Linked DNA regions of Homo sapiens: region 2 is linked to region 1. The links are chromatin loops, found by intact Hi-C in ENCODE. Cell type or tissue: ascending aorta. All regions are shown on one strand.

The links. Peaks named below come from ENCODE experiments on the same cell type or tissue, not always from the same donor. Only the 100,000 strongest peaks of a DNase experiment are listed, where the experiment ranks them.
Region 2: it touches region 1 in a loop (3-fold over the local background); 1 of 110 quality-filtered maps calls a loop at or near these places.

Annotation. Positions count from the first base shown.
Region 1 is chr11:130,606,948-130,611,947 of GRCh38, forward strand. No RefSeq gene overlaps it. Among named protein-coding and RNA genes, the nearest start is that of MIR8052, 57 kb to the right of the region's middle. In ascending aorta, no CTCF peak of the experiment used is centred here; DNase peaks (open chromatin) are centred at 2,324, 2,604 and 2,984; H3K27ac peaks cover 4,788 bases.
Region 2 is chr11:130,779,915-130,784,914 of GRCh38, forward strand. LOC105369576 (a long non-coding RNA gene) reads right to left here. Exons shown (of 4, transcript XR_948197.4): 2 at 4,354-4,465; 3 at 789-908. Among named protein-coding and RNA genes, the nearest start is that of LINC02551, 80 kb to the right of the region's middle. RefSeq lists an enhancer at 1,791-2,990. In ascending aorta, no CTCF peak of the experiment used is centred here; DNase peaks (open chromatin) are centred at 2,210 and 3,067; H3K4me3 peaks cover 823 bases; H3K27ac peaks cover 1,895 bases.

The DNA of each region.
Region 1 (5,000 bases):
GCTGGGGCCCACTGTCCCCTCCCCGTCCCTTGCTGATGTGGAAGGACCAGTGTGTGCTGACCTATGGTGTTCCTTCCTGATCCAATCCTTCTAACCCCTGCCCCCTTACCTCCCACTGGGGCATTCCAAAGCCACGAAGCATCCACTTGGCAGCCCTCTCCAGCGTCACCCAGATATCGCTGGCCTGTGTTCAAGTGCCCATCTAAGCCCAACACGGGGTTGCCTGGTCTAGGGGAACTCACCCTGGGGAGATGTCACCCTCTGGCAACAGCTGACTCTATTTATTCAGATGAGAACAATTTTCTCTCCTTTTGCACTTTCAACAAGCTTGACTTGAGGCTCCCCCATTGCTAGGCTGCCAAAAGCAATAAAAGGCTGAGGAGGAGGTGGAGGGAGGGTGGGGGTAGACGCTCCACGGTAATTGAGCTGTCAGCTGAGCCCTGGGGCTTCCTGGATCTGGGGTGTCTCACAGCCCACATGGGCTTGTTTGCAGCAATAGGGAAGGGAGCCGTTTGACTTCATAATCACTCAGAGAGATAGCGGTGCTCAGGGCAGGTGGGGTGGGCCTGGGTGGAAGGCGCTGCTAACCAGACTCCCATGTTGTCGGCTTCCTTCTGGTCTGGGCTGGAGCTGCCTCAATAGTTTGAACAGGAAACCGAACTGTCACATGGAGGTGGTGGGTGGGGATCATTGTGGGGTAGAGGGCCTCAATGCTGTGTGCTCTGTGATGTGCCAAAATGAGTAAGTCAGGAGACGATGTCCAGGTACACCCCAAATCTGAGGGCCCAAAGAGCAGCTTGGCTCTCGCCAGAGCATCCCTGTTTGTTTTTCAGTTTTGCTGGCTTTTTGCTGTTCTACAGTAGTGACTCTTGTGGGATTATTGGGCTATTAGTTCCCCGGGAGGAGGGTCCTGGAGTATCATTTCTGCCAGCCTGCCACCGTCCGGGTGTCTTGGGTGAGAAGACAGGTATGCACTCTGGGCTGCTCTGAGTGGACCTGGCTGCCCTGGGGCTGCAAAGCTGGGCCCCTTTCACCCGGGGACTTGGATGGCTTGGGATGCTATCAAGAGTGGGATGCAGAGGAAGGCAGTGAGCAGCTTCCTTAAGGGAGGGTCACAAGGACCCACATCACTATCATTTGGAAACAGTTTATTGTCCCAGTTTGGCATTCAGCTGCTCTGCTTGCCTTCCCCTTCACACTCATTCTCTTGTCCTTCCCCAGTCCTCGCTCAGATCCAGCATCCCCCACACCTGGCACCACAGGGGCCTTTGCTCACACTGCCCCCTCTGCCATGATGGCCCTTTCCTCGTGTCCAACCACACCCATGGATCACACTCTACTTCCTCCCTAATTCCTTCCTGAAACTCCTCTGAGACCTCTCTGGCTTCCCTGTCCTTTCCTCATCCCTCACTTACAGCACCAAGACCCCTCTGTCTCCTGTCAGTGGCTCAGGAATGGCCCTGCGTCTCCCGCTAGATTGAGCTTCCTGAAGGAGAGATTCTCGCTCTCTCACGCTGTGCCTCCTTCACACGCCTAGCACAGGCCCTGTGAGCAGGTGTGCAGCAATTCCCTGTGTGGGTGAGACATCCCGCAAGCAAGCATTAACATTTGCACATTTGCATAGTGCATGATAAAGATGGAGCTCCTGCTCTCGGTAGCTCTTCATTTGGAACAGAGGGCTCTGATGGGGGCCAATGAATAAATGAAAAGGCCCTATGTATGGGTATGCCTTAAACCCGGTTTGTGGTTGTTGGAGCAGGCTTTCTACCAATGCTCCTGGGGCTCAGTGATAGTTCTGGATCACCCATATTGTCTTGTCAGTCTCACCTGCAAATTTCTAGTTTGAAAGTCTTGGGAAGCCTGCACTAGACACCTCTGTGCTAATCCTAGAGGGGAACCAGCTTAAGAAATAAGCCACCACCTTTGATGGGACCTAAGTCCCTAGGTCACTGTCCAGCAGCACCACTTGATTCCTAGCTCTGGCCCCAGGGGTTGATCTCAAAATAAATTTCAAATCATAGTTGATGGGAAAAAAAAGAAGATTGAGATGAAATTAAAAATAAATGGGAATAGCATACGGAAGTATAGGGAGGGCAGAGCTGGGGCCGGGGCCCCTGGGTGCTTAAAGGAGAAAGATGTTCTTCCCATGAGAAAAATCATCTAAGAGCATCAAATAAGCCTCTTGTGAGGGATAGAGACTCCTCTGTCCCCAGACTCCTCCCACTGAGAAAGTGGGTGGCTCTAGACTTGTGCTGGCTCCTGATGTAGGGCTCATGGGCGGGGCTCAGACTCAGGGCTAGTGAAGGAGGCTGAGAACAACCGGGACGTCATCTCAGAACATCTTTCGCAACTGGATTTAGAGATTAATTGAGGTAAAGGGAAGAGATGCAAATACTTCTCCTCCTCCTTCTATCGTCTCTACCCTCATCAGCTTCCAAGCTTGGGAAAAAAGTGATTTCTAACCATCTCTCTTCCTTGTCCAAGGCTCTTTGGAGAAAATAAGACACACAGGGTCAGAGGGAGGGTAGCCCAGCCAGGCGGGTGTCCCAGCAGAGACTGGGCAGGAGCCTGGCAGGCACACCCTGTCCAAGGCAGCCTGTGCTAGCCCAGGAGTGGGAGGCGATAGGAATGGGGGTGCTGTGTGCTGCCCTGGGCTCAGGGTGACACCCCTTTCCCTGAAAAAAACGTGTTATGTTATTTGACCTGAGGGAACACCCTTTAAGAGACTCCTGAGACCCAAACAAAGTCCTTTATCTGCAAACCAGAGACCTTCTTTGGGTACCCGCCAGCAACAGAGATCTGAGCTGGCTAGAGAGAGGGTGGCGGAAGCCCAGTGCCCGTCTTCCTTGAGTCCCAGATGGGAGCTGAGGCTTCTAGGTAGGGGTCAAGAGGCTTGGATTTGCCATGACCCCATGTGGCTTTTGACTGCAGAGCTCAGAGACGGCAGCCCACTGCCAGGAAGAACTCTCTTCCAAGTTCGGGCTGGCTCAGGGCCCCGAGGACTCTGTCCAGGGAGCCATGGCCTGTGGACCACAGAAATGGTCAGATGCTGTGGTGCGTGTGCTGTTGAATCAGAAGCATTGCCAGCATGAAGAATTTTCAAAGCATGCCAAAGCATTGCCAGCATGAAGAATTTTCTCCACTGTACAAGTCCCCCTTGAATTTTGTCTTGACCCTGCCCGCATTTTCTTAGTCACTGACATTTATTTTTCATCTCTCTGGGCTCAGAAAATCAACTCTCTTAGGCCCACTTGGTGTTTGAAGTGGGACAGGATTTCCAGGACGCCTGCAATTCAGAGGTCAGTAGAGGAATGAAGGAGTAGAATCTGAGCCTGAACCCCCCAAAATTCAAGGGGGACTTTGTTACCTTTTTGTAGTCGGACAGACATTGAAGAAATGCTTTTATGTCCTGGGTTTTCCAATTGCTATGACATGCAAACTCTTCTTAATGAAAATTTTTTGAGTGTGGGTTTACTTCAGGCCCTGGATCCTTTGCCTGGATTTCTTTAGATTGGCTTCGGAGACTAAAGCACGGGGGAGTTACTGCTATTATTTTCCTAAACCCATCACAGACAGGGGCATGTTTCCTGACCTCAGAGAGAAGTAAAGAGATCCTTTCTGTTTTTTGAAACCCCTTCTGTTCCCTAAGGGAATGAGACTGGCTGCCATCTCCAAGATTGCACGTATGCAGCAAGAGAGACAGGTGGGCCTGATTTCTGCAGGGCTCCAAAAGGCCAAACTGGGACTGACAGAAAGATCCAGGGCTGGCCGGGGTGAAGGGCTGTTAACTGGCTCTGGAACTAGGCTAGGTAGAATCCCTTGAGATCTTCCAGAGGGTATGCTGTCCCCAAATTCCATCTTTTTCCTTCATCTTGGAGGGTCTGGCTTGGCACCCCTGAACAGCTTTCTAGGATTGAAATTTCTGCTTCCTTTTTTGCCCTTCTCCTCCAACCTTTGAACCTTGTTTCTACTCCATGACCCACTGAGCTCTCTGGGTTTTCCATTTTAAAAACAAGGCCCTTATATTAAGAATGAAAACCAGAACCTCTTCTGGTTGTCACATGTGCTTCCAGAAATAGTGCCCCAATACTATTTAAGACCCTGAAGTCAGAATTTCCAAGGAAGCATCTGGGGTGGTCTCCAGGGGGTGAGGTGCCCTGCAGTGGCCTGGGAGATAGCTCTGCCCCACCTTTGGGACCACATGCTCCTTGGGAAGCTTGGACTGTCTCTTTCTCTGGGTCCCATCTGGCTAGTTTGTCAGCTGAGCAGCCCCTGGAGGATGCAAAGAAAGATTTGGCCCTTAACCGAACCAGGGATCAGCCTCCGCTGCTGAGTGCTAAGAGATTTAAGGATCTGGTGTATCCCAGAGGTTAACAGTAAGAGCTCTGCAGTCAGACCCACCTCTGCACTTTCCAGCTATGTGACCTCAGAAAAGTTCTTTTATTTTCCCTGTCTCTAAATCCTCATCTATAAATGGGAGCTGATAATATCTCCTCATAAGGTTGCCATAATGATTAATAAAGTAGCATAGAGGAAATGCTTGGTAGAGTTCTGGTCCACAGTAAGTGCTCAATCCATGGTAGTGGTCAGCACATATACGATTACCTATAGTGATGCTTCTTTCTGGATGTGCACGAATCTTTGTAAACAAAATAGGAAATATTGGACTTGCTGTGTCTGTGTCACTTCTAAATATCTTGTTTTGTTTCAGTGTCCAGCCCAATGCCTTGAACCTAGGAGATTCTCACTAAGTATTTGTTGGATAAATTAAGAAATGAACTGCTTTGATAGGTGGGAAGGGAGGCAGCCCACAGGGTGCATCTCTAACTGCTTCTTTGGAGAAGAGACTATAAATACCGCCTGCTCTAGCCCTCAGGCAGTACCATATCTGAGGAGTTTGCTTAGTAAGTGCTCGCAGTTTTCAGCAGCTAGAGATGTTGCTGAGCCCAAGAGTTCACATGGGGATGGGGGTATTGGGAAACCTCACCATTTCTGCTCTG
Region 2 (5,000 bases), 170 kb after region 1:
CTCTGTTTGTATACCTTAGTGTCACTCCTTTGCTTTTAAAATGCATCTCCAGTTTCTTGGATGAGCACAAGGGCTTCTTCCTCACCCAGGCTGGCCTCTCTCTCCTCTACTAGTCCCTGGACAGCACCAAGCCCCTCACTGCTCCTTGCCGCCTTCTCCTGGCTCTGGGACATGGCTCTTCTCTGCGTGGGATGCCTGCGTCCTCCTTGCTCTCACTGATGCCCTACCTCTGTGGACCTGCTCCCACACTGTGCTCCCAGCATCCCGTAGGGTAGCTTCCACTTCACTGCGATTCCTGGGCCTGTCACAGCTGTAGCTGATGGCTCTTTAGGGCAGGAATGCTGCTCTACTCTTTTGTGTGTCACTGGTCCTTAACAGTGTGTTTGCTTTGTAGCAATGACTGTTGAATTATTTTGTGTATGTTCAAGTTGGTGGCTTATAAATGATATTGCTTTTTCTTCCTCTTCCCTAAATTATAAATAATCTCCCCAGTGCTGAAATCAAATAAAGAGAGATAGAAGATCAACGATGTGGCTGATAACATTAGAGACTGCAGGATGGATGAGTGGCTTTACTCCAAGACCTCATGTTGGCGTGTATTAAGGAACAGTTTGAATTTAGAGAATACCTCTGTTTACTCAGAATCACTTCCTCACACTCCTCAAGGACAGAGATTTTCCTCCAGACTCAGCCTGCAAGGTGGGCCTCGGGCCTGACCCAGTGTGCTCAGCCCATGGAAGCTGAAGCCGGGTGGAACACAGCTGCTTTGTGGGCAGACAGTTACTTACAGAGAGAGAACCATGAATTGCAGTTCTATTCTCAATTTAGCCATCAGGTCACTCCTCCACAAGGTTGGGAGAGAGAGGAGCAGAAGTTACTCTTCTGAAAACATTCAGAGGCAGAAGTATCTATTTTATGGATAAGAGAAGTATGTAAGTCAGGGTCTTATAAGAAAGAGAAAGCATTTCTTGCTGATGTGAACAGAAATGAATATTGGGATATACTGAGCATTACTGTTAATCCTGGTGGGTGGAAAATGGCATGATGGTTATGGTAAAAACAGTCCTTATCAGTTAGAAAGGCACACACACACTGAGATATTTATGGGTGAAATAACATGAGATTTTGGGCTTACTTTAAAGTATTTCAGCAAAAACAAACAAAAAAATGCCCCCAAACAAACAAAAACAAAACAAAGCAAAAAATAAGAAACCAAACCAAACCAAAGAAACAAGACAAGAAAAGAAATGAAAACAAGAAACCAAACAGGTGAGGAGGGGGACAAAAAACAGGTAAAATAATTGGCAAAATATTAATTGTGGAATGGGGTGATAGATACACAGGAGTTCATTATTCTATTCCTTTCAATTTTCTGTATGTTTGGAATTTTCCATAATACAGTTTTATATAAAGGGATTTGGGGCAGCTTAGGGAATCTCTGCGTTGTCAACAAAGCCAGGCTGGGAGGTAAGGCAGCAGGAATGACACCCCAAATCACCCACTGAACTAAAGGCACGATGGCCCCCCACTGCTCACAGCAACCAAGCTGGCCAGAGTGAATGATGAATGCCAGAGTGAATGACAGATGCCACTCTAGATCTGCTACCAACTCTGTGTCCAGAAACCAGACATTATGGTCAACCCTATCCTCCTACAGCCAGAATGGACTTGCTGCAGTCTCTTTCCTTTGGACAGCCAGCTTCTGGAACAAAGCCTTGAGCATCTGCTTCTGACTGGCTGAGCCTGGGTTATGATGCCCTAGTTCCATGCCCTGGGTTGGGGACACAGCACCTGGCAGGCAGGAGGTGGGCTGTGCCTCAAACAGTGAGAGATTCCTCCAAGTTAGGAAGCGATTAAGATCGTATTTTAACAGAAGGATAAATACCCACTGCAAGGAGAAAATGGTTCTCCCAACACTTTGAAGTGTGATAAAAAATTTTATTATGTTTTCATTGTAGGACCTACAGCTATTAACACTTGTACAGTTCTTTGCAGTTTGCAAATGTTTTCACATACATTCTCACCTAATTCTAAGAATATTATGTCTATAGTTTACAGGATCTTCCAAAATTTACACCTCACAACAACTTTATGAGTCAGAACTATCCCCATATTATAGACAAGAAAATTGTGGGGAAGAGAGGCAAAGTGACTCACCAAAATTCCCAGAGCTTTTAAGAGGTGGCCTCAAAAGACAAACCCGGGCCAGGCTGTGTCACATCCCTGTGACATCACCAAACTCTTAGTAATGACTTCCAGTGAAATTGTTAGCATTTATTCTTCTCTATCGCAATCTGACCAAGAACCAAAAATTCATAGATTTCTGTCTCCCTTTGATAATTTTTCTAGACAGCTTTTCTCAGTCTTTTGAGGATTGTCCCAAGCAGACACAAGGGCCAAAAATCTATGAGCAGTTAGAGTTCTGGACAGAGCTGCAAATTTGTATCTTATACTCTCAGGCAATACAGATTACCCGATTCAAGTTAATTGTGGGTGAGATGGTGGCTCTAATAGAAGGCTGGTGAGTTAATTGTAAAAAAATGTGAAGTATGGAATAGGTTTCCAGGCAATTAAGCCTGCAAAGTAAGTTGGTGATACAGGACACTGCTGAGCCCCAACTATGAAAGAAAACCAACCGAGATGATTGCCTGGGACTCACTACAGCCTCCCCAAGAAGTGTTTCTGCAAGGGCACCTGGAAAAGGGATGGAGATCTGCGAAGTGTCAGGGAGGAGTTGCCGCTCTGGATGCAAATAACTGGCCTCAGCACATTCCAAGAGAGAAAGTGGAAAAAAGGAAAAGTGTGACGCTATGTCAAAAGAAGGCATCGGCCCAGCAAGCTCTCCCCTGCTGCTTAATACAGGAAATATCTCCCAAACATCTCCGCTAATCCTCCACCAATACAATGAGAAATGAGCACCTCTGGCAGCTAAGCAGTTATTAAGCTAGGACAAAAAAATATTCCGCCCATAGCAACAGAGCCAAAGATAACAGCAGGGAATAGCCAAGCTGCGGAGAAATGGCAGATAGAAAACATTCAGTCTTGGGAGTCCCCCAAAGCAACTGACGTGTGAGTAAAAGAAAGGGCCTCATTTTGCCCAAGAAGCTCAGCGGTGGATTGTAAATGTCAGGACTCAGTGTTTAGCCACGGCCATGCTGAACTCAGCTGCATGAACTAGAGTCATAGGTTGTAGAAATGACAGGCAGTCCTGAAATTGGGCAGCACTTGAGGCTTTTTGAGCTGGTCACCGGCCTGTTGATGAAACATACATGCGAGGCAGGAGAATACCAAAACTGCATTCCACATTTGCAACACAGAGATTCTTGAACACTGTTCCTGGATAAAGACTTCAGGGATAGAGGGAGATTTGCTTTCCAGTCAAGATTTCTCCAAAATACTTCCTTTCTTATTAAAGGAAGTATTAAACTCTCCCAATGTTTTTCCTAGTTCTCTGTCCATGCTGGGAGGGAACCTTTCCTAGGTATACAGTCTCTCACCATTACCTTGTAGCTACTGATTGTCTTCATTCAAGAGGAGCAATTTCATCTGCCATTTAAGAAAGAGGTGGGTTCCTGCCTCAGGCTTTTGTAGACAGCAGCAGAGGCAGCTGGTGAGAGGCGGAGCCAGGGCCCAGACTCAGGGGAAAATGAACTCAAAAATTAACTTTCTATAACCTTTTACTATTTAAAAAATACTTATGTGTTCTTTGAGCAAACTTGTTAGAGAGTAATAGAATTTTACTGTTTAAAGGACTTTGGAGGTAATCCAACAGGTTTATTTTACAGAAGGGAAGCCGAGGCTGGAAGTATAAAATTATTTCTTCAAGATGGGCCTAGACCCATTCTCCTGCCTCTGGGTCAGTGCTTCTTCCATTCACTGCCTCATCCTACCTAGACCCCGCCTTGATCTGGGAAATATGGACACCAGATGGTTTTTATGTTAGAGTTCTTTTAGGAAGAAAGTAAAAAATATTCCACATCTTGGCAAACTCTACCAATTTTATGGCTTCATTGGCCCGTAGCAAAATTATCCAAGTTCCTTTAATTTATCCTTGCAAAGTTTTAGAATTTTTATTAATTTTAATTTTTAAAAATTATCCCAGTGTAGTTCTGTATGGAAGTGAAATGTCGGCTGTTCACGTTAATTCCAAATCCACCCACTTCTGTCCCCGTGCGAGCACTCTCCCTGATCACCCCTCTTTTCTTCCTCCTCTGAGAGGAATTGTCCATAGGATGACAAAACTGTAGGCTGGAAAATACAACGTACTATTCATTGCTGGTTGACTGATACACCACAAATGACCCTCAAACCACCTGACTCCACCTATGCTCTCCAAATGGAAACTGAACCAACCTGCTTTGGCCCCATAGTGAAGATCCCACCAGGTCTTCCCTGCACATACTGAAGAATGTAGGCTGTGGACCATGAGCAAATTACATATTCTCCTTCACCTCAGTTTCCTCATCTGTAAAACAGGGATTAAATAGCACCTCCTTCAAGGGTAATGAGGGGTAAAGGAAGATTTAATGGGACAATCCATTTAAAGGGTCTCAGAAGACTGGCACATAGTAAATGGTAACTATCATTATTCCTGCAACTACTGAACTCCAAAAAAAAAAAAAAAAAAAAAAAGGAAAAAAATGGGAACATTAAATTCTTGCAAACAGCCTGGTCCATTCTTACCTTTAAGGATATTGACTTATCTCCAGATTTCAAATTGTTAGGGATAAGTGTATAAACTTTTAATCAGTTGCTTTCCCTCAAACTCCAATTTCAACCTTGTGTGCATGGAAAGGGGCCAGCAAGTATGCTGAGAGTATTTCTCTCCCTTTACTTAAACCCTAGGAACGCTCCGATTTCTCCACTCATCTGGATCAATGTGTAGAAACATCTCTTCACCCTTAAGTGTAAGTTTAGCCAAGACTTCCATTAACATTTTTCAAGAGGATAACACAGACACACACACACACACACACACACACACACACACACACACACGA